2 separate regions of the Mus musculus genome follow, and region 1 is linked to region 2. A link is a loop called in an ENCODE intact Hi-C map of the cell type or tissue named here. Cell type or tissue: heart. All regions are shown on one strand. Links, peaks and the distances in the headings refer to the core of each region. The heading gives the core; the rest is flanking DNA. Region 1 overlaps Rftn2 (raftlin family member 2). Region 2 holds the start of Boll (boule homolog, RNA binding protein).

Evidence for each region. Peaks named below come from ENCODE experiments on the same cell type or tissue, not always from the same donor. Only the 100,000 strongest peaks of a DNase experiment are listed, where the experiment ranks them.
Region 1: it touches region 2 in a loop (3-fold over the local background); 2 of 42 quality-filtered maps call a loop at or near these places.

Annotation. Positions count from the first base shown.
Region 1 is chr1:55,191,461-55,194,367 of GRCm38, forward strand. Rftn2 (raftlin family member 2) reads right to left here. Exons shown (of 9, transcript NM_028713.1): 7 at 2,784-2,887. Among named protein-coding and RNA genes, the nearest start is that of Gm51743, 9.1 kb to the right of the region's middle. In heart, for the core only: a CTCF peak has its summit at 1,536 (motif pointing right); a DNase peak (open chromatin) is centred at 2,071; H3K4me3 peaks cover 478 bases; H3K27ac peaks cover 1,613 bases.
Region 2 is chr1:55,361,664-55,364,570 of GRCm38, forward strand. It overlaps Boll (boule homolog, RNA binding protein), which reads right to left and starts at 2,090. Exons shown (of 11, transcript NM_001368767.1): 1 at 1,636-2,090. The coding sequence starts at 1,656. In heart, for the core only: CTCF peaks have their summits at 1,744 (motif pointing left) and 1,969; DNase peaks (open chromatin) are centred at 1,748 and 2,158; H3K4me3 peaks cover 1,482 bases; H3K27ac peaks cover 920 bases; H3K27me3 peaks cover 2,292 bases.

The DNA of each region.
Region 1 (2,907 bases), core at 265-2,764, 170 kb before region 2:
ATACTGTCTCCAAGGAGGGGACTGTTAACAGACTGTGGCTCTTAGTGATGGATTTTTCGGGCACAGGGCCTCCAAAGAAAGAGTGTGACACTTGTGTTTCTGGTTGTAAACATGCATCTTTATGATTCTACTTACTTCTGCTGCCCTATCGCTCAAGACCCTCAGTGCGGATCTTACACACAGGGCACTGTCTACCTTATCTCTTCTGGAACCTTTTGATTTGGAACAGGCCATCCTATCCTGATTGGACAACTGATTTCATCCTCTTAGGAATTTGGTTCTGCTAAAGGGTTAGATCCCCAGATAATAGTTCTTATTTATTATATAATTATAATTATATTATAACACATATATTAGTATATCAAAGAGTCCCCTCACTTATTAGCCAAATGTGTTCAGGTGAGGATTTTTCTCAAAAATCCTCCTGACCAGTGAACAGCATTACACTTCATCTTCGTTTTATATTTGTTGTGTCTTGGATATGAAGTCTCTCCCGAAAAGGCTCATATGTGACGCTTCTCCAGGTGGTGGTCCAGCAGAGACTGACTGGATCTTATGGGTTCTAACTCCCTCAACTTATAAGTTCATGGCTGAATGGGTTCTCAGGGAGGAGGGGCATAGCTGGAGGAAGGAGGGCGTGGCTTGCTGGTGAGCAGTGTTCTTTCTGCCTTCACACCAGAGCAGTGATGAGGAGTCAGAGCAAGTCTGTCCTTTAAGTCACCTTCCTGGGCGTCCTGTCACAGTGACAACTCAGAAGGACCCAAGGAACAAAATAAACAAGTTATCCAAAGCTCCCGGCATCTGAGAGGAGCTATTGTCTGCCTTCCCGCACAGGGCGGCTGCTGCTCGGGAACGTTTCCTACTCTCTTCTGCCCAGCAGCAGCCGCAGCAGCAGACTCCTGGGAAAGGATTTACTGAACAGTGAAGCTGCTCTTTGATCTCCTCAGGACTAGAGCATCAAGCTTAATTTTTATAGTCATAATATCTTTTTTCTTTAATACTTCCTTGGAACCTATGGACTAAAGTTCCTCGTTGCTTAATTACTGTATTAAATTACTGAATTCATGAGCTTGGCTGGCCCCAGCCAGAATGCAAGCTCCTGGCTATGTGTTTGCACCACATGAAATGTAAACACGACTCTCTCTCTTGTAAATGACTTCAGCATCAGACGCACGCCACAGATGTTTTTCACTGGTAGATAGACTTTTTCTTTGACACTCTGGAGAGTGTCAGTTTATTATAAAACATTAAATAATAAGAAACTGGATAGAAGCAAAGAAGCCCCCTCCCCCTTTCCCTAGCATATAGTCTCCAGAACTGAATATATTTTAGAACCACTGTGAAGCTGGTCCAAGGGTTGCTAGACACATTTGACACCTATACACTTGGGATACACACAGTATTATTCTCTAACACTGTCCTAAAACTTACCTTTAAAATCCCTTAGCAAGTTAAAGATTTAAAAATTATTTTTTGTGTACGGGTGTTTTGTCTGCAAGGTAAATATACTGCATGAATGCAGTACCTGGGGAGGCCAGAAGAGGGCGTCAGATCCTCTGAAACTGAGCCACCATATGGAAACTAGGATTCAAACCTGGGCCCTCTGGAAGAGTAGCAGGACTCATAACCACTGGGCCATCCCAATGCATATTTAGTGAGCCATGAGCCCCTTGCCATTCTGATAGCATATAAAGATAAGTCCTCTCAGACGGTAGGAGGAACACTTCCATGGTTCCATAGTGCCCATAGGATCTGGGTGCAGGAGAAATCTGTATGATGGTAAAGTTTTGGCACCGTTCTCCCTCTCTTTGTCTTAGAGCAACCTTATAGCTACTCCTCATACAGCGTTTGGAGGGAGTCTTCAGAGCACTGGTTGCAGGGTAGGATCTCATGCAGTTTGGGCACAAAATGCCAGAGTCTGGCTTCATGTTTCAGCCTACTCCCACTTCAAGGTATCCTTGGGATCACAATATATTTTAGTTCCAGCCTTAGGCTTAGTCCTGTCATTCCTAAACTGGTCCTGACCGGATACAGGAAATACCACTGGAGCTCAGCAGAAGTGGGCTGGCTGCCAGATGTCCTGCCCATTCATTCAGAGCACTGTGGGAAATACTTAGAAGTGAGCCCAGCTGGGATCCCCAAATGAATGGCAAGGAAGGAGTATACTTTTCCTCAGGGGAAGAGGAAGGAGAGACTCAGGGTTTCCACACTTCGGAAGGTCTGTGCCTAGCTGTATCAGGCCAAGTGCACCTAGGAGAACATCAAAGAGATGGAGAAAATGGACATGGGGGTGGCAGACACTTTTAATCCCAGCATTCAGGACACAGAGGCAGGTGGATAGCTGTGAGTTCAAGGCCAGCCTGCTCTACAAAGTAAGTTCCAGGATAGCCAGAGCTACAGAGAGAGAGAGAGAGAGAGAGAGAGAGAGAGAGAGAGAGAGAGAGACCTTGACTCAAACACAAGCAGAACAACCAGAAAGTGATTTGAAGGCACAGACACACAGGCTGTTGAGGAGGGGTGTGTCGACCGGTGTGTGTAGACCCAGGGCTCAGACAGAGAACTCTTGTTTTTCAGAAGCCCCTGCAGATTTCTCAAATGTCTGTGTATTTGAGGCCCTTGGGACAATACCAATGACAGGGACCCACCCTCTGGACCTGCTGACCTCCAAATCCCATGAAACCACACTAGAAGCATTTCTCGTAGGCTTAAGTCAGCATTGGTTAATTTACTCACAAATGAGCAGGTTGTAGAATGAGCTGTGCAGGTGGATGCACGGGCATTACCTGTCATGTCTCAATATCGGGGTAGGCAACACGCTTGTCAGAAGCCATCCAAACTCAGCCAGGGTGTGCAGCAGGGGGCCGTAATCTGTTTTAATTTCACAGCCCTGTGTGAATAAGCAAAAGA
Region 2 (2,907 bases), core at 189-2,688:
GAAGGCTGAACATATCAATATCAGTGCCAATTTATTTCTAGTATAGAATTTGTTAAATAATGATGTCTTCACAAAATTCTGTAAAAACAAAGGAGTTCAATGGAAGTACTAGTTTGTTTTCAAGTTTAAGTAAGAAGACTCCATTTTCCTGTGAGAGGTGGATGAAATCAGTCCCAAGTGAAGAGACCTCAAACACTGAGAAAATGATTTTAAAACAACCAAATCACTTCAGTCCCTGTTTTTAAGGCTCCAGTGTGGATGTTATGGCTTTCTTTCTTATTTTCTAAGATACCACATATATACCTGTAATATATTACTATGCTGTAATATTCATGAAGACAGGATGCTTGCCTATTTTTTTTTTAACTCACTGCGACATGCAAAACAGAAACATCGCATAGCAAGTGTTCAGTGCCTATCTATCTGTTGACTGTATAAACCAGGTTTCAGGAGAGACCTGCTTGGTACTTGGTCAACATTTGGGTAAGGACCGAAGTATCAGTAACATTCTAGAACCCATTTTATGGTTAGAGGCAACAAGGCTCTGACAGAGGTAACATCAAGTTCCTTCGAGGTTAGCACTGAATTTGAGGAGAGGGAACCTCCCACTGTCAACCATTTGAAAGCATGGAGCTAGGAGGCTGCCTGCTCCAGGATCCTTAGTCTGGACCCTCTGCTTCCCCGTAAAGCTCGACCACCAACGAGTTTCTTAAGATGCTCTTCCAAGGTAACATGGCCCTAGTGCCGTCTCCTCTGAGGCTTAACCTCGACCTCGAGATGGATCATCTTTGCAAAGACAAAGGAAGAGGTGGGCTAACCGTCGCAGTCACCGCCTCGGTGCTCCTTCCCCTCGGAGGCCAGCAGGCTGAGGCGATGGGGCAAATGGCCGGATTGACAACGTCCTCGGGTTCTCTCGGGTCATCGTGGACCGGGACACCGACACGAGGGTCTCCCCCCTCCCCACCAAAGTGCGGGAGGGAAAAGAAGGCCAGCCAGCGAGAAATTTTGTCAGGCAAACCCGCCAGCAGCGGTGGCGGGAACCCTCAACGGCACCTACCACGCGCTGGCCGCCTCGTGCAAGGCGGGGCCGCGGCCTTGCGTGGGCGCATGCTGATTGGCTGGCGGCCGGGCACGGGGCGGGGCGCGGCACGTTACCAGGCTGCACTGGGAGGGCGGGGGCGGTGGGGGCCCCTAGGCCCCAGCCGGGCCCAGGCCTGACAGGGCAGCGCGCGTAGCTCAGGCCTTCCCGGGCTCAGGCCTTGCCCCGGGTCGGGGCGTCGACGACGGCCGCGCAACTCGTGCCCGCGAGAACGTGTCCTGAAAAGGGCGAGCCGTCGAGGGCGCCGCCGTCCGGGCGGGAACACTTGAGGGCGGCCGCTCGCTAGGCATGTTTGGCCGATGGCCGTTTCCCCCGAGCTGCCCGTCCGCCCCACCGAGGGCCAGCGCCGCCTCCCCCACCCCCAGCGCCCCTTCTCACACAGCCCGAGGGGCCGCTCTCCTCAGCGGGGCTGCCCGCTGCCCTCCCGCGGCGCGTTCCTTCCCAACCCCACAGCAAGGCTTTCGACTCCAAAGTCCACTCTTTCCAGCCCGTCCGAAGCCGGGCCGCGCAGAGTCCGGCCGGCCCTCAGCACTCACCGCCCGGGACTCGGTCTCCATCTTTCTAATCTCCGGAGTTCGCGGGAAGCTCAAGTTGGAAGGCGCGTTCGCAGGAAGCGAGCCGGCGCGTCTCCCGTCGGGGACTCGCTCCCCCTGGCGGCGACGGCGGCGGCTGCAGTGGCGCAGTCTCCGAGCCGGGCGAGCTGCCCTGTGGGGGCGGGGGAGGCGGGCTGCGCGGCGGCGGTGGCGGTGGCGCTGTGCGCAAGTCCCGGGGCCGCCGGGGCGGCGGCACGGACGGCGCGCACCGCGACTGCCAGCGGCGGCAGGACGGACGGCTGGACGGACGGACGCGAGCACTGCGAGCGGAGGGGAACGCGCCGCGGAAGGCAAGAGCGGCGAGCCTTCCCTGCCCTGGAGGGCCGACCTCTAGGGTCTACTACAGAGAGTGGCCTCTGGGGACTTCCGAAAGCTGGCTCGAAGACAGGAAGACAAGTTCCCACGTGCAAACTCTGCTCCCCCTTCCGGGCGCCACACACAGAAGCAGCGGACGCCTCTGCTCTCAGCACCTGTCGCTGTCGCTGTCACTCATCCCTGCCAGGGAGGGCGGGGCAGCGCAGTTCAGGCCCCTGGTAGGCTAGCTGCCCTGCGCTCCTGGCTAATAATGCATATTTCATCTCAGCACTTGGGAGGCAGAGTAGGAGGATTTCTGAGTTCAGGGTCAGCTTGGTCTATATACCGAGTTCAAGGATAGTTAGTTTAAGGGCTACACAGTGAGACCTTGTCTCCCTCCCTCCCTCCCTCCCTCCCTCCCTCCCTCCCTCCCTCCCTCTCTCCCTCCCACCCCCACTCTCCCATAAAAGAACAAACAAGCAAATAAAATAAAAGTAGGAGAGAGCCTAAGGGAAGGGAACCAGCTTCATTAGACTTGGCCCCATAGCTTTGGGAACTCCGTTCAAAGACTCCTTTGCAAGGACTTTTTAAAAAGTGCCTGAGAGCCTACCTTCTCTCTTAAGTAGTATGTAATTTCTGTTAGATAAATTCATGTAATAAGGACTGTCATTATTATAAGCAACTATCCATCATACACATATCTTGTTTCCGGTGCAGTGCTTTATGGTCATTTCTACTGTAAATAGGTGGCTAAATACTTGGGTCAAAGTCTAAAGCTGTAGCTTTAACCCTAGCGCTCTGCAACCCCGATTCTTCATCTCAATGGGCTGGCTTTTAAGGGCTTTAAGCCATCAGATCAGTATCAGCAACTGTAAAAAGTTACATAACTTGTCCTCAGAGTAAGCAGCAACAATATTAATG